Linked DNA regions of Homo sapiens: regions 1 and 2 are each linked to region 3. The links are chromatin loops, found by intact Hi-C in ENCODE. Cell type or tissue: A673. All regions are shown on one strand.

Evidence for each region. Hi-C counts contacts between places; a loop is a spot of excess contacts. Peaks named below come from ENCODE experiments on the same cell type or tissue, not always from the same donor. Only the 100,000 strongest peaks of a DNase experiment are listed, where the experiment ranks them.
Region 1: it touches region 3 in a loop (5-fold over the local background); 7 of 110 quality-filtered maps call a loop at or near these places.
Region 2: it touches region 3 in a loop (8-fold over the local background); 12 of 110 quality-filtered maps call a loop at or near these places.

The regions. Positions count from the first base shown.
Region 1 is chr11:39,361,587-39,369,586 of GRCh38, reverse strand. No RefSeq gene overlaps it. Among named protein-coding and RNA genes, the nearest start is that of LINC01493, 720 kb to the right of the region's middle. In A673, CTCF peaks have their summits at 3,511 and 7,818; DNase peaks (open chromatin) are centred at 986 and 3,546; H3K27ac peaks cover 2,651 bases.
Region 2 is chr11:36,999,667-37,007,666 of GRCh38, reverse strand. No RefSeq gene overlaps it. Among named protein-coding and RNA genes, the nearest start is that of RAG2, 410 kb to the right of the region's middle. In A673, CTCF peaks have their summits at 3,989 (motif pointing left) and 7,708; DNase peaks (open chromatin) are centred at 3,976 and 4,616; H3K27ac peaks cover 2,363 bases.
Region 3 is chr11:38,786,593-38,794,592 of GRCh38, reverse strand. No RefSeq gene overlaps it. Among named protein-coding and RNA genes, the nearest start is that of LINC01493, 140 kb to the right of the region's middle. In A673, CTCF peaks have their summits at 2,834 and 3,035 (motif pointing right); a DNase peak (open chromatin) is centred at 3,072.

The sequences.
Region 1 (8,000 bases), 570 kb before region 3:
ACTTGTAACTATTTTTTCTTGTTTTCCTACTTTGATTGGTTAGAAACTTGAAAGAATGGTGAAAAGAAGGATAATTACTTTGATTTTTAAAATACTTTCAATATTCAAATATTTTAATTTTTGTATCCACCTAGAATGATGATAGTGATAATGATGAAAATGATAATGAATTCGCTCTCAATCTACATTCAAGACATGAAAGAGGACTGGGTCCACACTAACTTTAGAAAGTCAATGACACCAAAATATGTATGAAGCAATGTAATTCACTGGTATCTATGATGGCTAATTTCATGTGTCAACTTGACTGGGCCATGGGGTGCACAGATATTTGGTCAAACATTATTCTGGGTGTTTCTGTGAGGGTGTTTTGGATGAGATAAACATTTAAATTGGTAGACAGAGTAAAGTAGATTGCCCTTCCTAACATGAGTGGGCTTTATCCAATCGAGGACCCGAATAAAACAAAAAGGCTTTTTTTCTGAAATAGGGTAAGATTTCTCCTGCATACACACACACACACACGCACGCATGTATTCTACTGGTTCTAGTTCTTTGGAGAACCCTAGCAAATACAGTGTCCTTACTGGGTTCCTATATAGCATGTTATTGAATTTTATTTACAAAATATTCTAGAATTTCATTTAAGGATCTCTCTGATCTTGTTTTTTTCCCTTGTTTATAAAAGGCCTAAAAGTATATGTAAAGATAATATAATAGTATATTATAATATTAATAGAGAATAAATATAAATCATTGTGATATTAATAGATTATAATAGAAAATTTCCATAAACCACTAAAACATGTTTAACTATTTCTACAAAAATGAGTTTCTTTTCTTTATGAACACACAAAAGGATTATATTTATTATGCTCCTTCAGAGTTATGTATAGCCATTTGATTGAATTCTAGTCAAGGAATTGTGAATGGGAATAATAGGTGTTGCTTTTAGGCCTAACTCATACAAACCTCCCACTGAGTTCCTCACTGTCATTTCCTCTTCTAGCTGTCTAAGATGGAGTGTGCCACTTACTTAGGCATGTGATGAAAATACTTAATTTCCCAAGGTACATGGAGCAGAAACATCTATACTACCCTTTATCCTCTGTTTATGCTAATAATATCTATTTTGGAATGTTACATGAGTGAAGAATAAAAATCATTTGAGTTTGAAGTATTATATTTGGTGTTTTTTTATGCTGCCAAAATATAGCTTGCCATAATGAATACCTTGGTTATGAGTAAGATTAAAATTAGTCTATATGACATAAGAACTGTTAGAATTACCACACATCATTCTGCAAAGTTTCACACATTCAGATTTCAAAATGGAAAGAAAAAAATTTTTTAAATTTTACATAAATATTTGCTGATTAATATGTTCAAAGTTTTGTGCTAAAAATTATATTGAATGTCTTCTACAAAAACCAATTAATGCCCTCCAGATGCTGGGAACAAATTACAGTTCACACAAATTTTATTTATATGTTTTAAGAACCTGTTACCTATGGGAGTTATATTACCATTATTTTTGAGTCAATGAATAAAGGGATGTAAGCAAGAAAGAATAGGAATACCAATGATAAATGCCATGGTTGTTTAGAAAAGACAGTTGTAAAAAAGGATTCAAAGAGGAGATACAACTTGTATCAGCACTTAATACATAGGTAGTTACATGATAAATAGGTAGACAGATAAATAATTGTAGCACAGGCCCATATAATTAGAAAGATATGGAGGAATACCATTTTAGATAGTCAAAGAGAAGCATAAATAAGAGTGAATGTAAAAGACAGTGAAGACACCATCCTGATAAGACTTGTGGCTTCATATAGATAAGTCGCTGGAAACCACGATAAACTGATGCTTCCTGTTTGTCAGATAGTGGAGTTGCTTACAGTAGTTTGCTAAGGCTTTTAGCATTTACCATATAGGCAATAAGAAGCCCTTTAAGATAATGTATGTATATCAACATTTTGAAGTAACTTTTTCAAAGTGCCTATTTTCAATTAAACATTTAGGGAAAAAAAGATGTTCTTGCGTCTTCTGAATTGTCAATGATGATTTAATTTTGCAGAATCACCATCAAAGTGTATTCTGTAGACAAGCTTTGAAAATTGGTAGAATAAAGACCTCAGAATCAAGTGTTCAAGTGCTTTCATAAAGTAGTAGTATAGACTAGATACAATGGCTCACGCCTATAATCCTAGCACTCTGGGAGGCTGAGGTGGGAGGACTGCTTGAGGACAGGAGGTTGAGAACAGCCTGGGCCACATAATGAAACAAAACTAAAAAATAAACTGGGTGTGGTAGCATGCACCTGCAATTTCAGCTATTTGGAAGACTGAGGCAGGAGGATCACTTGAGCCCAGGAGTCTGAGTTTGCAGTGAGCTGCATTGTGCCACCACACTCCATCCTGAGGCATAGAGCAAGGCCCTATCAGAGGAAGGAAGGAAGGGAGGGAGGGAAAAGAAAGGAAAGACAGAAAGATAAAGACAGAAAAGAAAGAGAAGAAAGAAAAAATAGGTCCATAAGAATGCCACACTCCTGGAAACGTAATCTACTGACTGTTACCTTTAATGTTTTCAGAGCAATGCAAAACAAGTACACTTTTCATTAAAAGAGGCTTTGAGAATACATTATGCTTAACTTTTCAGATGTATCTTTTTGTTTAGGAGGCTGCTTTAAACTGTCCAGCAGAAATCTGTTCACAACAGTGGCAAATTGATTAGAGCTGTGTTTTGGCTTTTCACGTCATTACATTTTTCTTGTATGTATTCATCCATCAGAATGTCTAATCCCATCCCAAATCTACCAGCTTCACTACTCTATAATAACTAGTATGACTACCTCTATGATAACAATAGCATTAATAATAATGCCATTATTAAGTTTGTTTTTTGAATTCATGCACAATATGTGTTATTTTCATGGCAGAAGATTGACACTTGTGAAAAAATGAGAGGTGAGAACAATGTCTGATGTTTCTGATTATAGTGACAAAATTCTGTCTCTTTCTCTCTCTAAATATCTTAGAAAAATAATTTAAAGTACTATAAAAAGTATCCTACCTTTCAAAGTGAATCATGGGAACAAACTCAAAATGACTTTGTAATGATATCAAGCATAAGTGAAATCTACAAGAGATGTATGATGTCTCCAGCAGGTTTAAAAGTTCAACCCTGAATCGGCTTACAAAATAAGCAGGCACTTTAAAAAATACCAACTTTTTCTGTGAAGACAGAAATTTTTGTGCCACTGTCAAAAAAAAAAAAAAAGGAAAAAGATATATAACTGTCTATTGATGTGAAACCGTGGGGAGTTTCTCAACTGTGGTATACTTATTCATAAAGTGAGAGTTTGCAAAACAGCCACATAAATATGGGTCATAAAGAATGGCCATAAGTAAAGCATCTACCTTTAGTTAACAAAATTCTAGGCTGCTAGGCTTTTAGGACATTGGGAAGATCAGACTACTTGCAAAGTGAAAGATTTAGACAGCCTACAGCATTCAGTAGCAGAGATTCAATAGATGGCACTCTTCCCTCTGCTTTGAGCTCATTCCTCAAGATGACTCAGATTTCCAGGTCTCCAGACAAATATGCTGGGCCCTCCTTCTTATCTCTTCAACATTTCTCTCCAATCACTCACCTATATTTAATTTGGTGCTTCAGCCACAGTAAGCTACTTATGGATGCCTTAATATCTCATTCTCTCTTAGGTCCCTATTCTTTTTCAAAATGTGCTCTCTCAGGTTGGGAAATCCCTCCTCTATCTTCTCATCAACTTGAGCAGTATGTCTACTGCTAGCCCTTTCTTCTAAACTCTCCCCTCATCATCATGCATCTTGTCTGTGCTCTTTCTTTTCTGTTTCCATAGTATCATACATATACCAGAGCGGTCACCTGTGAATACAAAATATACCATTAATTGTGCCTTTATCCTTCATTGGAAGATGAGCTCCTTAGAGAAGGAAACATTGTATTCCTCATGCTCTAATTCCTAATATAGCTGCCATATCATAAAAACTTTATATTTTCTTAAAGAACGAGTGAGTGAACCTAACCATCAGAGCTGTTTCCAACCTCTTTTCATATATTAACCCCTCCATAAAAAAGATCACGCTTTATTGTAATTTTTCTTTAACTCTCATTTCCTTTCCCAGTTTTATTGTATTTGCTTGTTTTTTGTGTCTAAGACAGACGTTTTTAATTCCTCTTTCCCATTTGGAATGTTTGTTTTTGTTTTTATTTCTTTGTGTTTTTTTGCTGCCATTTTAGTTTTGAAATTTTGTTAAGAATTGGTTGTGTATTCTTATAATCTTTACTTTTAAGGATAAAACATAAAAAATAATGAATATTAAGATATGATATTGGGCAGGCGCGGTAGCTCACGCCTGTAATCCCAGCACTTTGGGAGGCCAAGGCGGGAGGATTACGAGGTCAGGAGATCAAGACCATCCTGGCTAACACGGTGAAACCCTGTCTCTACTAAAAATACAAAAAATTAGCCGGGCGTGGTGTTGGGCGCCTGCAATCCCAGCTACTCGGGAGGCTGAGGCAGGAGAATGGCGTGAACCCGGGAGCAGAGCTTGCAGTGAGCCGAGATTGCGCCACTGCACTCCAGCCTGGGTGACAGAGCGAGACTCCATCTCAAAAAAAAAAAAAAAAAAAAAAAAAAGATGTGATATTAAGATTTTTCTTTTTGAATCAAATTCTTACTCTGGCACCCATGCTGGAGTGCAGTGGCACTATCTCGGCTCACTGCAACCCCCGCCTCCCGGGTTCAAGCAATTCTCGTGCTTCAGCCTCCTGAGTAGCTAGGATTACAGGCTCCCGCCACCAAGCATGGCTAATTTTTGTATTATTTTTTTTTTTTTAGTAGAGACGAGGTTTCACCATATTGGTCAGGCTGGTCTCAAACTCCTGACCTCAGGTGATCCGCCCGCCTCGGCCTCCCAAAGTGTTGAGATTACAGGCTTGAGCCACTGCACCCGACCAAGATACGATATTAACATTTATAGGCGGCCGGGCACGGTCGACTATTTGTATACAACCCAAAAACATAGATTATAACACTTATATTTTTAAAAGGCACACATCTATACAATTATAATTTGTATAAATTTATAGCAATTATAATTTGGGTGAAAGTACTCTAGAAAAATGGTCCAAATATTGATTTCATGAATCAAAATCTAATTTTATTATTTAATAGCTAGAAATTTAGATAGAATACGTGACTCTGTTTTTCTTAATAACATTTGTCTATAAGTCACATAATTGTTTACATTATACATTACATTATAAGGGGTTTTATGTGAGAGACTTGAGTAGAATGCCTGATTCTGCCATATATTCTTGAATGAATCTGCTAAAGACTTTCTCACCCTGTTTCCTTATCGGTAATAAAGGGATAAAATATTTCTATTTCTTCTGTAGACATTATTAAAGTATTTTAATTAATATTTTAACACTATTAAATAGTGTCCATAAAAGAAAAAAAGCATAGTGTTGCATCTAGACAGTGCTCAAAAATATTATGTTGAGGCTCAAAAAAAGATACCTCAAAGTATGAGGCTTTGGCATGCTAAGCACTTCAAACTGAAGGAAATGAAAAGGCTTTAGAAACAGGCTCAGGACCAAGGACTTTCTGACTTTCTCCTGTTTCTCCTAAGAACAGGGTGGAAGGAACTCTGAAGTTCCCTTATCTGAAGCTCCTTCAGAAGAAACACAATTGCCTTTGATGCCATCTGTGGAATTTCATTAATCAGGGAAGATTAAACTCATCTCAGGATGACTGAGGAATGTCACCACACCTAGACAGACTTTGTCCCAAGCTACAGTCTGTTCTTAGATTCCATTCAGTTTCAAAGAGAATCATTTACAAACTACAGTTTCTTCCTTTGGGCCGAATCAACAGTTCTGAAAATCATTTACTAGCTCTTAAATTGCTTATTCCCCCATCTCCTTTTCTTGTACAAAGGAAGTACTATTAATAAATCTGGTTCTTCTTTGAGATTTATATTTTCTGTGTCTCCATGCACGTAAATAAATATGTGTACATTTCGGCCCATTAATCTGTCTATTGACAGTTAATTTCAGCAGAATTAAGACTCAAATCTTCAGAAGAATATAGACAAATTAATTATGTCCCTATAATAATTTGCTGTTACTATTGTCATTACTCTTATTTTGTATAGTCTTCATCAGGGATAAACATAAAATAACATTGAGAAATCTAAAGTTAAATATATGTATATATGTGTATATATATGTATGTGTGTGTGTGTATACATATATATGAGATTCTACTTTCAAATGAGAGCAAGAGGAGAGGAGCTCCTCAGAACCCTCTTTAGCAAAACCAGTAACATTTTATACAGATATATATAGTTATTAGTTATACATGTATGTATATATATGTGCATGTGTATATATATGTGTATGTATATAGAATATGTGTGTGTGTAGTTTTACATATATAAAACTAGCTCTGTAAATGGCACTAAGTGCATACAGTGAGTGAAGAAACACTTATTCAGGAAACTATTAAATTTTCAAAAGATCTGTGAAAGTTTGCAGTATTCAGACCAAGACTCACACCCACAATCCTCTCTCCCATATCAACAAGGCTCAACAAGGCAAAACTCCAATCCAGACTGTTAAAACCAGTAACAAAGGACTTTCTTTCTTAGTTGAAGGACTATATACTCTGGAGGGGCAGGATGCTAACATTACTTATTCTGCCTCCAGCTACATGTTGCAGAGGTTAAATTCCACGTGAATATAGCCAAGAAGGGAGGGCATCCTTCTCCTCTGCCCCTACTCATGAGATGAAGGATCTATCCGCGGTGATGCATTGTTGGAGAATCCAATAAGATGAACAGCTAAATTATTCATTAGAAACAACAGAGACAAGAAGAAGTAGAATAATATATTTAAAGTACACAAAGAAAAAGACAACTATTGACCAAGTATCTAAAAAATAAATCTAGACACCAATCTTACACAATTCCACCAAATTAACTCAAAATAGATCATAGACCTAAATATATAATGCAAAACTCTGAAACTCTTAGATGATAACACAGGAGAAAACCTAGATGACCTTGGATATGACAATGACTTTTTAGATACAACATCAGAGATAGATCCATGAAAAAGATCATTGATAATCTAGACTTCATTAAAATTGAAAATATATGCTTTGAAACAGAAAACTTGAAGAGAGTAACAAGACAAGGCTATGCGTGTTGGGAGAAAATATTTGCAGAAGACACATGGTAAACATCATCCAAAATATATAAAGAACTCTTTTTTTTTTTTTTTTTTTGAGATGGAGTCTTGCTCTGTCGCCAGACTGGAGTACAGTGGCACCATCTCAGCTCACTGCAACCTCTGCATCCCAGGTTCAAGAGATTCTCCTGCTTCAGCTTCCCTAGTAGCTGGGACTACAAATGTGCACCACCATGCCCAGCTAATTTTTTGTATTTTTAGTAGACACGGGGTTTCACCATGTTGGCCAGGATGGTCTCGATCTTTTGACTTTGTAATCTGCCCGCTTTGGCCTCCCAAAGTGCTGGGATTACAGGCATGAGCCATTGTGCCTGGCCTCAAAGAACTCTTAAAACTGAATAATAAAGAAAAAAATTAAAACTGTGCCAGTCTTAAGTAGAAACCAAACCAAAGTATACAGATGGCAGTAAACAAATGAAAAGATGCTCCTTATCATATGTCATCAGGGTGCAAATTAAAACAACAATGGCATACCACTATGGTCCTCTTAGAATGGCTTCAATCTAGAAAATGGACAGCACCACATGCTGGTGAGGATGTGTAGCAACAGGAACCCTCATTCATTGCTGGTGGGAATGTAAACTGGTACAGAACTTTGAACGACAGTTTGGAGGTTTCTTAGAATACTAAACATATACTTAAGCATAATCCATAGCCACACTCCTTGGTATTTACATAAATGAGTTGAAAACTTATAT
Region 2 (8,000 bases), 1.8 Mb after region 3:
TGAATTGTGTGTCTGTATGAGTAGCCTTGTAGTTTTGTTGTGAGAAAATACTTTAAAATCTGTCCCTGTGCTTTGCCTTTTTTTGTACTAACTGCTATTCAGCAGAGACATCCATTGCCTGCAGAAGAATTAGGGTTGTTAGAGGTGGAAGGCATAGAGAAAAAGCATCACTATTCAGTATTTGACTTCCAAAATAGTCACTTGAAGCTTGTTTCAAAGACAGTACTCTTGAAAGCCAAAGTGTTAAAGTGAGAACTGAAATGTTAAAGAAGTTTTTTTAAAAAAGTGAGAAAAGATTTTGTGTCACAGAGGAAAGGCCTAAAGAAGCAGAACATAAAATTCATTCACAAGAAAGAGATTAGGAGAAATGTAGATGAACAGCTAAATAACTTCACCCAAAACGGAAAATTAAGGTTGCTTTATCCAGGAGGGTAGAGCTAAAAAAGGGCACTTGAGGAGGACAAGGAGAACTAGGAGATGGAATACAAGAAGAGGCAAAATGTAGGACCTCCCACCTCCACGTGAGCCATAAGGAAACCCAGGTAACCCCCACAGACTGCCCTTGTCATTTAAATGAGTGCCCTGGTGTTACTGGAAAGGAGTCCCATTCCAGACCCCAAGAGTGGGTTCTTGGATCTCACACAAGAAAGAATTTCAGGCAAATTGGTAGAGTAACATGAAAGTGAGTTTACTGGAGAAGTAAAGAAACAAAAGAACGGCTACTCCTTAGGCAGAGCAGCCGCAAGGGCTGCTCACCTGCTTACAGTTATTGTTACTTCTTGATTATAATGCTAAACAAGTTGTGGATTATTCACAAGTTCTTGGGAAGGGAGTGGGCAATTCCCGAAACTGAGGATTCCTTCTCTTTTCCAACCACATAGGGTAACTTCCTGATGATGTCATGGCATTTGTAAACTGTCATGGCACTGGTGTTAATGCATTATAATTAGTGTATCATGAGCAGTGAGGATGACCAGAGGTCACTTTCATCACCATCTTGGTTTTGGTGGTATTTGGCCGGCTTCTTTATTGCATGCTGTTTTACCAGCCAGGTCTTTGTGACCTGTATCTTGTACCAACCTCCTATCTCATCTTGTGACTAAGAATGCCTTAACCTCCTGGGAATGCAGCCCACTAGGTCTCAGCCTTATTTTACCCAACCCGTATTCAAGATGGGTTCGCTCTGGTTTGAACTCCTCTGACACAAGTAGCCTGGGCTGAGGTATAGTATTAGTTTTCCTTCTCTTTGCCACAGGGTGAGAGCATCTCATCAACAGTTACCTGCACATTGCACATCAGTTACCCAGCAGACATGGTGGCCAATAATGATGTAAGACATTGCTTGGCCCATGCAAACGACCCTATATTTATAATGCTCTCTTCCATGCTTAAGTCTCTAAAACAGATGTAGAAACTCTAAATTCCCTGAAGGAGCAGTGTAAAAAAAAAAAAGCACTCAGCACCTAAAGGTTGGAACTAACCAGAATCAGTTTGAGATTCTTCCAAACTCCAAACGAGGACAAGGTGAAATCCACCCACATCACAAAGTTTTTTGGACATGGACATCTCCAAGTCTAGAAATGAACGATTCCTGAAGATCTACAACTGTAGCATGTTTTATGTAAAATTGTAATATAAGAGCAGTGAAAATAGTTTTATTTTAAACGTAAGTAAATAATTTAAACAAAACTAGGGACAAAGAAGGAGAAATTCTGAATAGTAAAGGTCATATAGGTTTAAAAAATTTATGTAAAAATGGGTCAGATTATTACACAGCATCTCATGGACCAATCGCCTCACTTTATACATTAGGAAACTGAAATTTAGAGAGGTCGATCAATTTCCCTAAGGTTGAGTGGTGGAAATGAGACAAACCCAAGAATCTATTCCTCTCTGTCACTTATTAACTGAGTTTCCAAAATTCAGCTTTATTTCTGTGTATCCTGCTTTATTCTCAGCTAGATAATCAGTTTGTAATCTTTGAATAGATTGTTAACCTTAGCTTGCTACATAAAGCTAATACCTAATAGCAGGTTCTTTTGAGTTTATTTGGAGAGCCTTTTCTTTTGCAAAACAATCTTTCTTTATCTCTGTTCTCTTCTTTAGAGTAACATTTCCTCTGGTATTCTACCTCCTTTAACTCTAGTTCCCACTTGTTTTTATCACAGCCCCATATGAAGTCATTCCATTATCCCATCTCCTTGTAATTAACTTCTAGGATATTTCCCTAAGAAGTATTCAGAATGATGTAACAACTTTAATTTCTAATAGTGTCATACTAGTATTCAACTGAGATATCTTAAACATAATCTACTTGCAGCATAACATATAAATATGCGTATGCCATTTTCAATGTAAAAAGTGATTTTTTGTGGCATTACTATTTTTGCTTCAAAAATAAGTAGGTATATTACTTTATTTGAAAAAATAGCATATATTTCTTTATTACATAATATTTATTACTTTATTTGAAAAGTATAGAGGTGAGAAAATTAAGTAACTATTGAACACCAAGTTGAAGAGCAGGGTCTGGAATTTAGGTCTCTGATTCAAAATTCCATGTTTTTCCTGCTATGCCAAAACCTCTTCAGAAAAATTGTTAGGCTTGGCCCTTCTGTTGCTGGAGAATCAGAATTCATAGAAGCTGAATAAATTCACGTGTGAACTTCTGGTTTTGGGGGAGTGAGCAACTCAATCATACTGGCCTCCTGCTTCTGATCAGGAGCATGAGAAGCAGCAATATATGGATGTCTAGATTAAACAACCATTTGTCATTGACAAAGAACAGTAGCGAAGTGCCTTGGGAACTTATTGGGGTCAGATAGGAAAAGGATAAACAGGCATCACACATGGGTAGACAATGATTGGAGAGAATGTTCCAAAGCAAGTCATTCCTGGCAATGGAATTTTGTAGGGAAGAACTGAAACCGGCCATGCCTCCCACCCCTGGTGATTATCCTTAAGAGAGACATGGCCCTGTTGTGTCTGGAATCTCCTAATTGCTTCCTCCATTCGCTCACAATCAATCTGAATATAAAGTAAACTTTGCTCTTTAAGACAGGAAATGATCCTTAGAATCTGAAGAAATTATATTTTCTGACCTAACCCATGACATCAGTAAGATTGAGGAGGAATGCCCATGTTGACGGAGGCACAGTGAGGAGTGGAATAGGGTGGCTCACACACTGCACACATCCCCCCTGACAGCTGACAGTTCATGAATTCACCTAAAATAGGTGACCATCTCACACAGGACAGAATTCAATGAATAAGGGGATAGTTTTTCTCTCCAACGACCCCACAAACTCTTTCTGCTCCATTGTGAAATCTAAACTTTGCATGTCCTATTGCTCAAGAAGTCTAATAACTGCCTTTAAATAGGTGCACTCTCATGAAATGGTATCTGCCGCCATGAAAGTGGATGGGTTTGAGTTTCCCAATGGAACAGCCATGAAAAAGAAACCATGCCTGTGCTTAGGTTGAACAATTAAGTCACAATTCTCATTCTGGACTTTTTTTCTCAAACTAGAAGATCAAAATGGCATTGCTCTACATCCTCCATAGATAACGCATATAAACAAATCAAAAAGATAAAATATTTTCATTTCTCTCTGGAAGTTTTTTTTGTTTTTTTTTTTTTTTTTTTTGAGACGGAGTCTCGCTCTGTCGCCCAGGCTGGAGTGCAGTGGCGGGATCTCGGCTCACTGCAAGCTCCGCCTCCCGGGTTCACGCCATTCTCCTGCCTCAGCCTCCCAAGTAGCTGGGACTACAGGCGCCCGCCACTACGCCCGGCTAATTTTTTGTATTTTTAGTAGAGACGGGGTTTCACCGTTTTAGCCGGGATGGTCTCGATCTCCTGACCTCGTGATCCGCCCGCCTCGGCCTCCCAATGGAAGTTTTTAAGAAAGTCGTAGTTAAACCCTAACACTTCCGTGCAGTCTTTCAATTAGTGACTGGGCTCCCCCTACTGGAGCTTTGAGGTATTGTATGCATCCTGTGTCATTTCTACCAATGCACATAAAGTCTTTGATTTTTCTTTTTAATCTTCATAAACGAAGGACCTCATTAGGGAATTTCAACGCTCTACATTTTCTTATTCTTCTTCTTTTCTTTGATTTACTGCCTCATGGACCCATTTATCCTTTTGCAAGTGTTTTCTGAGCACTGCTATGCTAAACTCAGTGAGAACACATATGGGAAATTTTGCATGTTTGAATATGTAATTATGAACAGGACTTTGAGAAATTAAAGGATGTCCCAAGGAGGGACTCTGGAGGCTGTCTGCACATTGAGAACAACAACTGAAGTAATTACAAATGTAATTACAAACTAATTACCATATTTAATATAATATAATTACAAATATAATTACAAATATTACAAAGCCTGAACAAGAAGAAGCTGAGATTATAACTGTCTTCACATATCAAAAGGTCTCTCGTGCAAAAAAGAGCTTAGACTTATTTTTTATTGCTTATGGCAGGATTTCTTGGCCTTGGCACTATTAACATTTTGAGTTGGATGATTATTTGTTATAGGAGGTTTCCTGTACATTATAGGATTATAATCATTATAGAGCCAGCGTCCCTGAATTTCACCCACTTAATGCAGTGGCACCCAGTTGTGCAATCCAAAAATGCCTATAGACATTGCCAAATGGACCCTGGGGGACAACATCATCCCAATTGAAAACCACTGCTCTGGAATCTAGATTCCAAAGGAATTTCCAAAAGAGATATTCAATTGGCAGGACTCTGAACACTGTCTTACCAAAGTGGCTCCATACTTACACATTTTACGAGATGAGTTGCTACAGAGATGTCATACTCAGATCAAGAAAAAAAAATCAAAAACCAGTGTTTGAGCACAAGTGGAATTGTGAGGCTTGAATTTTAATAAATTCCCTTTCCCTGGAAGAATGCAACGGAGGTATGGTAATATCAGTAGGAGAATCTGTAAGATTCTACCCAACAAGTAGGTGCTAAGAGGTGTCATTTCTAAGGTCTCCATAATTGTGATTCTTTATCATGATTCTTTATCATGATTCTATATGGTTTTGTTATCCAGACGCAGACATTGTGACCACACAGAACATCATTATTAGAGACAACTTTGATTGGCTCTTCCCTTGAACAAGTTGAAGACATGTATGGCCATAATTTAAATTCTACCATTTATTTTTTGTTCTGATTGTCCAAAATGCCTAATCCTTTTTAGAATCTATGATTAAAACCCATCTGCTTTCTTTTCATGTTATCCAAAACAGTGGAGACTATTTTACACCTTTTTCTTTTTTAGCTGTTTCGGAATATATGCTGGAATTACAGAAAGAAAGAGCAAAACTGCACACACTGACCCCCCAATAGCAGATGTTTTGGATCATTGATGTAAGAGTGTCTTGGTTATAGTGTAGTTTAATATCTTACTGTGCTGCTAATTAAAAAATTTCAGAATGTTGTCAGATATGCTCACACATCTCCCAATGGAGAAAAATCTTTACTTTGTTGGCATGCCCTCGCCTTTTAATTTTTTTAACTACCCTAATCCCAAAGCTATTTTCAAGAGGTTAGACATTTCCCAGCATTTCCCTCAGTACCCTCAGGCTCAGGAAAATCAGAAAGATACCAAGCTGTAGGGTCACCTCTGGGCAATGTGTTACCTGGATCATGAGCACAGTTTAAAGAACTGTTCAGCATTGCCTAAAAATGAGACATTTTACACTGACAATTAGAAGATTGTACACATACCAGTATTTTTTAAATTAATTTTAAGCCCCAGAAATCTTTCAAATAGTTGGCTAGACCTATTACTGCGTTATTTAATGCATCAGTTATTAGATCATTTTTTAATTAAAAAGACAATGGAAGGCTGGGCATGGTGGCTCACGTCTGTAATCCCAGAAGTTTGCGAGGACGAGGCGGGCGGATCACCTGAGATCGGGGGTTCGATACCAGCCTGACCAACATGGAGAAACCCCGTCTCTACTGAAAATACAAAAATATAGATGGGCGTGGTGGCGCATGCCTGTAATCCCAGCTACATGGGAAGCTGAGGCAGGAGAATCACTTAAACCCGGGAGGTGGAGGTTGCAGTGAGCCAACATCGTGCCATTGCACTCTAGCCTGGGCATCAAGAGCAAAACTCCATCTCAGAAAAAAAAAAAAAAAAAAAAAAAAAAAGTAGACAATGTAGAGTTCCACTGACCAGACCTGTATTCGCTCCCCAAATTGTTTCTAAGCCTCAAAAGTTACTGGTTTAGGTTGGCTTTCCTTAAATGGTCAAAAATGGTCATTCTTAGAAAATACGGATAAAGTCTATATAAGACCTTTCATGTCTGATTGTTTACTTCTATCCTTAAACCCCAAGGTATAGGTGGAAGCCACTATCCAAAGTGTTAACTCTATGTGTTTATTTAACAAGGAATCACTTATTTCTGAGTTACTTAATACACTAAAAATCTCACCATAACTTAATGCTTCACAAAATGTTTTCAATATATAAAACACTGATTGATATTAACATCGATCAATTAACCTTGGTTTTCATTTCCCTTCTATCATCAATAAGTTGTATGATTTTAACATGACATGCTTTCTTCTGGCTTTGTTTATCCACCTTAAAATTACCAGATAGTTCTTATATTTAAATAAAATTAAGGAATTTCACGTTTAGCTGGCAAAGTAGGAAACAGAACAAAGAGTGCTTTTGAAAAATAAGTAGCATAATTATATCTCAGTTTTAAAAAATTTTCTATGGTCAACTCACTCATTTAACTCATGTGTTCTTCCATGGCTCCAGATATAGAAGAAACATTTGAAATTTAAAATAAAAGTCAAGGAAAAAATATTTCACTGGTATGTCAAATCAATTCATTGTCATTTGACTTAGATTGTTGGATTACTGTTTTAAATAAGGAAGGCTGTGTTTAATGGATGCTTCCCACTCTGGCTAGGCTGTATATTAATAGCTGGGCTCCCTTCAATGAATTCAGACCAAATATCCTAAGACCAAGAAAAACACCCTGCCCTCATTTCCAAAGACTTACTGAGTGAATGTGGTATGTTGCACAAATTAATTTCTATCTGTTCCCACCACTACAGTAAAAAACAAATTTTCTCATAAGGGACAACCCATAGGTTGTCCTAATTTAGCCAAATGTAGAATTTCAGATATAGAAATAAAGAGGAATGCACGCACACACACACACACAAACACACACACACACACCCCTTCTCCAACACCGCTTCTGTATCCATATAAAATGTTTCTGAATGCCTAAAGGAAAAATAAACTCATCCTCTGATAAAAGTAGATAGAAGTTTGAATAAAATGAAGTGACAGCAAGTTCATCAGAATAGATGTAACTGCTATATAACTACTCCAGCTTTATAAAATGCTCACCGTTTTTGTGTCTTTTCCCTACACTTAGCTGAGTTTCTTCACAGGTATAGAAAAAAGTTTCTGACTTAGCAAGATTCCGTTTATTTTATTCTTTTATTTTTTTAAGATGGAGTCTCACTCTGTCACCCAAGTTGGAATGCAGTGGCACCATCTCGGCTCACTGCAACCTCCGTCCCCTGGGCTCACGTGATTCTCCCACTTCAGCCTCCCAATTAAGTGACACCATAGACACACACCACCATGCCCAGCTGTTTTTGTATTTTTCATAGAAATGGGGTTTCACCATGTCCGCCAGGCTGGTCTTGAACTCCTGAGCTCAAGTGATCTACCCTCCGTGGCCTCTCAAAGTGCTGGGATTACAGGCATGAGCCACCATGCCCAGCCACTGCAAGATCCCATTAAAAAAAAAAAAAAGTGAAGGCAGCAGGGGGTGCTCGTGTAGGAAAGATGCTTAAAGTGTTCTGACTTAACCTATAAAAGAGCTGCTGGTTCCTCCCACCAAAGCCAAAGCTTAAAATCACCTTCAAAGGCTGAGAGGAAGTGGTATAATAATTACTATTGAGTATATACTCTGTGCATATATCTAAGCAATTTTCACA
Region 3 (8,000 bases):
AGGCATGGTGGTCCATGCCTGTAATCCCAGCTGCTCGGGAGGCTGAGGCAGGAGAACTGCTTGACCCCGGGAGGCAGAGGTTGCGGTGAGCTTGCACTCTAGCCTGGGTAACAAGAGCAAAACTCTTTCTCAAAAACAAAAACAAACAAACAAACAACAACAAAAAAAAAACAGAAAAACTTATCACTTGAGAAACTTTCGTGAAATCTTTCATTCCTGATGCTGTTAAATACTCACTTTAAAAAGAATCAAGAATGATTATGGATATCATCAAATACACATTGATAACTTCAGTAAGGATTTCAGATTTCAAGGTTTTTAATATATAAAATCATCACATTTTATAGTTTAGATTTTATTGCTGGATTTGTAATGAATTGGTCATAAAATCATTTCCTTTAGTTCCTTTTTTATTATGATTATATGGTTAGATATGTTATTGAAAAATTGACATTATTTTACAATTGCAGGAGATTACCATGAAAACTGGCAAATTCTTTGGAGCAAACAATCATAATTGGGGTCTAGGGGGAGGTGTATGGTATTGAACACTAATTATACTCCAGAAATGCTGGATTGGTGGTTGACATTTTTATTAAAATAAAAATACAGAAAAAATTACCTGTTTCTAGCATGAAATTTGTTATTTACCACCAAGCTTTGGTTTTCAAAATTGCACTTATCATAATGTCTAATAGAAAACCTGAACCTTACAATAAAATAGCACAATTACATTGGAGGAAAATAATATTAAATACTGAACCATTTGCTTTGTTTTTTTTAACTATTGTAATTCAAATAGAAATATTTTTATTACATACTGAAGTTGATTGGTTTTAAAAAAAGAAATAAGCTAGCATATGCAATTGCCCTATTTTTAGAACACCAGGGTGGGGTAAGGAGAAAAACCTGACTGTTTCAATTATGTAGGAACAGAATAATATTAACTGACTTACTAAAATGATTTTTAAAATAAAGGACAACTTCCAAGAGAACTAGACAAACACACTAGCTGTGTTGGAAGACTTGGAAACATCAAAGAACCTGAAGCTTCAAGAGTCAAACACAAAGATTATAGCTCATTACTATATACCTCAAGTATTGACTGAAAACTGCTAAAAATTAGTGATGAAATTGTCTCCATTTTCTTGATTTGATGAAGTGCTTAAGGACAAGGTTCTTGAACATGATTTTTAAGCAAAACATCAAAATTCAATAGCCTTCTTGTAAGATTACTTGAGATAATTTTTGCTTTATGTTTTGCCTGAGTCTTCCATTTGGAAGTTTGTAAATGACCACATAGGATAACTATTGTGAGATTTTGTTGAAATGATTTTTACTAAGTGATCTTTTATCTCAAACATATATAAGGTGAAGGAGGTCAGCAATAATGAATGCAACTATTATCTATCAATTTTTACACATTGAATAATAAAATATTTATTATTCATGTTATTAATCTTATCTTTTATTGCTACCTTTATCCAAGTATTTTTAAGGACACAGCAACTAATGCTAATTTTATAACTTGTATAATCAGTAGCATGCATGGAACAATATACGTTTACCAAATTTTCTCCTATCTTATGAACCAGATCAGTAGGCATGTATTTATAATTAAAGAACTGAACATAATGCTTCAGATCACCCTCACTCATCTTGACCCTAAGAGATTCCCTATCAACATGTTCTCATGGCCAAGAGTCTTTGAAAAATGTGCAAAAGCAGGATATTTTCACCACAATTTTTTAAGACCTATTTTTCTTTCCAATCCAACTTCCCATATGTCACGTACTTTTCTTCTGTCAAATGACTCATATTACAAAATTGAAATGGTATGAAGAGCTGATTAAAGAAAACACAACTAAAAGTGTATGAAGAAAAATCGTATGTGATAAACATTCATTATGTCTTTGCTACTCAGCTAGGCTCTTTAGGGATAATCTTATTTCTCCTACATGAAAGCCCTTTGAATCACATGTTCGTATAATCATTTAAAAATTATTTTCAGAATAAAGATAATTGATGTTTAATTTACTAATCAAGATATAAAAACATAGACTAGATCATTTTAACTGTGACATCTAAACTTTTGATTTAAATAAGACTATTAATTCCTCAATGTCAAATTTGACAGAAAAAGTAATTCATTTTAAAAAGTGTGCTGTGTTTGTATTGCCCTAGCTTTTGGTTCAAACTTCCAGTTAAAATTAGGAAAATAAAACGAAGAACACTGGAAATAAATATAAGTTCCAGGTAATTTTGAATGGTAGGAAGCAAATGGTAATATATTGATGCGCAGACGTACACACACATTGAATGGCACATTATCACAGAAGACGCTCAAAGCAGTTATGAGCCTTTACAGGGAAAATGTCAAGATACCACCCATTTGGAGACAATAGACAATAGATACAGAGGGTGGTCTTTCTTATTTTAACATTTAAGAACAGCAGTAGAACCCTAGATGGTGTTGTCTGTCCCTTTCCCTGTACATAATGTATCTTAAAAAGTGAGTACTGGAATATGATTCTTAATGAATCTGATCCTCTCTTTCAAGAAACAGAAAAGAACTTTGTAAGAATCTACAGCAAACTTAGAGCAGGAAACATATTTTTTTAAATAACAATAGCTCTAGCAAGAAAAAAACACTCCATACGCAAAGATTTTTGTTTCTTTTAAACCAAAGATTTCACATCAGGAATTGAATGCTGCATAAAGTTGAGGACATCAAAGATAACGTATGAGTGTAGGATAACTGTGACCACTGGGGAAAACCAAAAACACAAAACAAAAAGAAAGACAAATAAAAAAATCTCTAGATGGGGACCACCTCTGGGCACCCAGCTAGTGGGAACAGCTTGGGGAATGAGGACAGTGGGGACGCTGAGAAGACTTTTCTTCTTTTTACTTCTATTCTTATTTTAAAATGTATCACTCTGCATAGTGCATCTATTTTGATAGTTTTTCTCTTAAATTACTGTTTTTGTCTTTATATACATGAAGTGTCAGTTGAAAAGCTGCTTTAGTATCTAACCACTAGGGGGTGCCCTCATTGCACATATTGATGTACAACTGGTCCAGGGCTGATCTGGACAAGGGATGCCATGAGATAAATTTTACTTCAGGCTAATGTCAATCTGAACTTGTTTCGCTGTTTAATGTATACATATAAAATCTGATCTGAGGATCTGACATCTTGACATCACTGTATTCTTCATAGTGAGACATAAAGCCACTTTTTTGCATTTCTGTTAATATTCAGAGTTTTGCAGGAAAGAATGAAACACTGGAAGCAGTTACTGAAGCTCAGATTCCTGTTCTCTTCAGGAGACACATAAACCCTCATACATATGCAGCCTCAGTTTTTAAAATATTACATAGTTGCTTATATTTATTTCTATCAGTTTAAAAAATATTTATATAAGCTGATTATGACATCTATTAATATTTTTAAAATTCAAATTTTTCTTAAAAATTGTTATCCCCTCAAATGTAAAAATATTAAATTTTGCTATATTATCACTAGTGTAAAGAACTTATTGTTGTATTTGTTAATCTGTTAGAACATTTTAAACATTGTTAATATTTCACTTTTATTCAAATTTTATGTTACAATTACACTTACAATTAATAAATAGCTTACTATAATGTTCTGGTAGGGAATTCCTTAGTAAAATAATGCACAAGAATATATTAAAATTTATATAGAGTAATTGATATTATTTTTCCATAAGGGCCAATGAGATTAAATGAACCTTCTTTCTTCTTTTCTTTTCTGTTCTTTCTTTTTTTTTTTTTAACCTCCTGCTCCCGGGTTCAAGCAATTCTCCTGCCTCAGCCTCCCCAGTAGCTGGGACTACAGGAGCCAGCCAGCACACCTGGCTAATTTTTTTGTATTTTTAGTAGAGACAGGGTTTCACCATGGTCAGCCTGGTCTTGAACTCCTGACCTCAGGTGATCCACCCGCCTCAGCCTCCCAAAGTGCTGGGATTACAGGCATGAGCCACCACGCCTGGCCCCTTGTTTCTTATATTTAGAAATATCAACATAAAAATTTAGAAACTTTAATAAATAATTAATGTGAAACTCCAAATACAGTCTTGGCCTTAGAAAACATCAAGAAAAATTTGGGGAGCCTTTAAAATGAGGAAAAAAATAATGGGTGTGTTGTCTAGATTACTCATTCAGGTTATTTACATCTTTGATTGTCTTTGAGCTATTTTGAAACCAAGTAAACTGTAAAAAAATGCAAATGATTTTTTTCTATAAATCCCAATTAATTGTACCTAAGGAATGAAATTGATTATTGTCCTGTAGATGGGCCTTTAAAAAACTTTGTAAATTCATTTTCAGAATTTCTTTTTTTATTATTATACTTTAAGTTTTAGGGTACATGTGCACAACGTGCAGGTTAGTTACAATATGCATACATGTGCCATGTTGGTGTGCTGAACCCAGTAACTCATCATTTAACATTAGGTATATCTCCTAATGCTATCCCTCCCCGCCGCCACCCCAAAACAGGCCCCGGTGTGTGATGTTCCCCTTCCTGTGTCCATGTGTTCTCATTGTTCAATTCCCACCTGTGAGTGAGAACATGCGGTGTTTGGTTTTTTGTCCTTGTGATAGTTTGCTGAGAATGATGGTTTCCAACTTCATCCATGTCCCTACAAAGGACATGAACTCATCATTTTTTATGACTGCATAGTATTCCATGGTGTATATGTGCCATATTTTCTTAATCCAGAATTTCTTATTTCATAGGTACGTGTGCTTCTTGAAATTCTCTTTTGAAATGGTTGTAATGGTTTCCACCCTTATTTTATTATTATTTGGAAGGAGCTTCTTTTTTATTTTTTTACTTTTATTTTATTTCATTTTTTTTGAGACAGGATCTCACTCTGTAGCCCAGGCTGGTGGGTGGTGGTACAGTCACGGCTCATTGTAGCCTCTGCCTTCTGGGCTCAGCCTTAGCCTCCTGATAGTTGAGACTACAGGCATGAGCCACCATGCCTGGCTTCCTCATTCGTTATTGACATAGCATCTTTGACATATGTTTATCTTGTGTTTGTATAAGAGTTATTATTTTGCTATTGTTTGAAAATAGTCTAAAAGATTAGCAAGATTATGATCTAAAATAATGGATGAGGATTCGGATCAACAAATGCTGATCAGATTCCATTAAAACAAAAGCTATTAAAAGATTTAAAAAAGAGTTTTATTCTTAAAAGTCTAATAAGACTTGAATTCTTTGAATATATTAAAATACAACATGAGTTTTACCTAGATAAGCTTTTAAGAAACTATTATCTTTTCTCAGCCTTGGGGTTTGAAAGCTCAAATTCTTTGCACACAAACTCTGATAAATCCCCACAATCAATGTCAGTGTCATATACATCATATTGTTTGATACTTTAGAATAAAATGCATATGGATCTTAGATATGTGAACATACTTAGGTAGTAAGATATCTATCTCTATATATCTATATTTATATCTATATCTATATCTATATCTATGTTAGTACTATTGCAGTATAATACAATAACCTCCTCTAGCCATCCCTCACACCCACCCAACTTATTCGTTCTGAATCTGGTAGGAACAAGTCTAAATAAAAAACTTTACAGTACAGCCCAGGCATGGAATATTTATTTCCTGATATTCTCAAATTTGTTTTTCTCATGCCATAGTTATTGCTTAATGTATGACTGGGCTAGATGTAAGTGTATTTATAAGAATAGGCCTACAGTTTGAGGGTGCTACATAAGGAACAAAGCATTTATTCTCCCTGGGGATGGCCCAGATTGCAGAGCTTTTTAGAAATCATAACTTCAAAGAAATACTGTTTTTTTTTTTTTTCCAAACTGAACAATCCTTGGGCTTTAGTCCATGACTGCTCCAGCTTCTGAAGGCATATGTCTGTGGCCAGTGGTTGCTGGCTGAGTAGCATTAGGTGCAAGCCAATAGGGCAGTTGCCTACAGTAACAATCTTTGGAGAGCACAAAAATATTGCTGGGCTGCTAAAACATCACTAGAAATATAAGTGGATAAAGGAAATGTGTTTATCAGCAGTAGGAGGATATTAAGATGGGACTCTCACAGTTTGTCTTTATGGAAACAAAAGAGCAGGGGATGAAATGTTCAGTTGCACTTATGCCACATTCTAAATCAAATCCAAGGCATGGCCTTGGATGTGTGCCATGTAAAGTAGGTGACTCTCAAGTAGTCCCTTAGCCCGGTGGTTCTCAACCAAAAGCATTTTTGCCCCCTAAGGAGTGTTGGCAATATCTGGAGATATTTATGGCTTGGGTGGTGTGGAAAAGATGCTACTCACATCTAGAGTATAAAAACCAGCAATATGTTAAGCATTCTGTAATGTTCAGGACCACCCTACATAACAAATAATTATTCAATCCAAAATATCCTTAGTGCTGATGTTGAAAATCCTAGCTTAGTGTAACAATACTCTTATGATTATAGAAGAGCTGAATTAGAGAAGTCAGGAATCACAATTTGTTTGAATAAAGTTGTTAGATTTATGTGGAATTTTAATCTCAATTAGGGAGAGAGGCTTTCTTTACGCATCAGGTTTAGTTGACAGACTTTTAAAAGAATCTGTCCTTGAAAAAATTAGTATTTGTCTCTTGAATTTGAAGAGTCAGTGGCATCGGCAATTAGTCATGTCTGAGAAGAACATTTATGAAAGGCACCCTTACAGCCAGCTGCTCTGATGGCCATGTGAGAAAGGGTGACCACAAGAGGTAAACCTGCACTTTTAAGACCTAAGGAAATATGTTTCTCAGGAATCAGATTAGAATCTTTGATACAAGGGTTTGTATTCAGTCTTTTTGAAAGGGACTATGCCTGACTAGGTGCAGTGGCTCACACTGTAATCCCAACACTTTGGGAGGCCGAGGTGGGTGGATCACCTGAGGTCAGGAGTTCAAGACCAGCCTGGCCAACATGGTGAAATCCCATATCTACTAAAAATACAAAAAAAAAAAAAAATTAGCTGGGCATGGTGGTGGGTGTCTGTAATCCCAGCTACTAGGGAGGCTGAGGCAGGAGAATCTCTTGAACCTGGGAGGTGGAGGTGGCAGTGAGCTGAGATTGCACCATTGCACTCTAGCCGGGTCAACAGGAGTGAAACAAAAAAGAAAGAAAGAAAGAAAGAGAGAAAGAGAGAAAGAGAGAGGGAGAGAGGAAGGAAGGAAGGAACAAAAGGAAGGAAGGAAGGAGAAAGGAAAGGAAAGGAAAAGAAAGAAAGGAAGGAAGGAAGGAGAGAGAGGGAAGGAGGGAGGGACTGTGCCCAAAACTGTAATCTGGGTTGTGTTTGGGAGTGGAGGCAGGTCTTAAGGACCCCACCAGATCAAGCATCACTGGTATTAAAAACTTTGCTTATGAGTAGCGTCTAGGGATGGAGAAAGTCTTATCTCCAAAGGGCTTAGAAAGCACCCGTTTAAAAAAAGACCACCTTCCATGCCACTGCACTCCAGCCTGGGCAACAGAGTGAGACTCTGTCTCAAAAAAAAAAAAAAAAAAAAAAAGAAAAAGGAAGAAATGCTCAAGTCAGATAAATGGAGAAATGGAGGTCAGCAGACCTTGTCATGTCAATGTAGTCCTCTTAGCCTGAAGCAGAACCAAGCTGGAGGAGAAGAAGGTTTTAGAAACTTATGAATTAATTAATTAACTTAAAAATAAGTTTAAATCATTATGGGTACATAATAGTTGTATATTTGTGTGTGGTACATGTGATACATTGATACAGACATACATTGGGTAATGATCAAATGAGGGTAATTGTAGCATCCATCACCTCATGTACTTATTATTTTTTGTTAGGAACATTCCAATTTCACTCTTTTAGTTATTTTAACATATATTCACACAATAAACAATTGTGAACTAAACCCACCCTATTGGTCTACCAAATACCAGATCTTATTCATTCTGTGTGTTTGTCTCCTTTAACCCTTCTTACATTATCCTTCCCT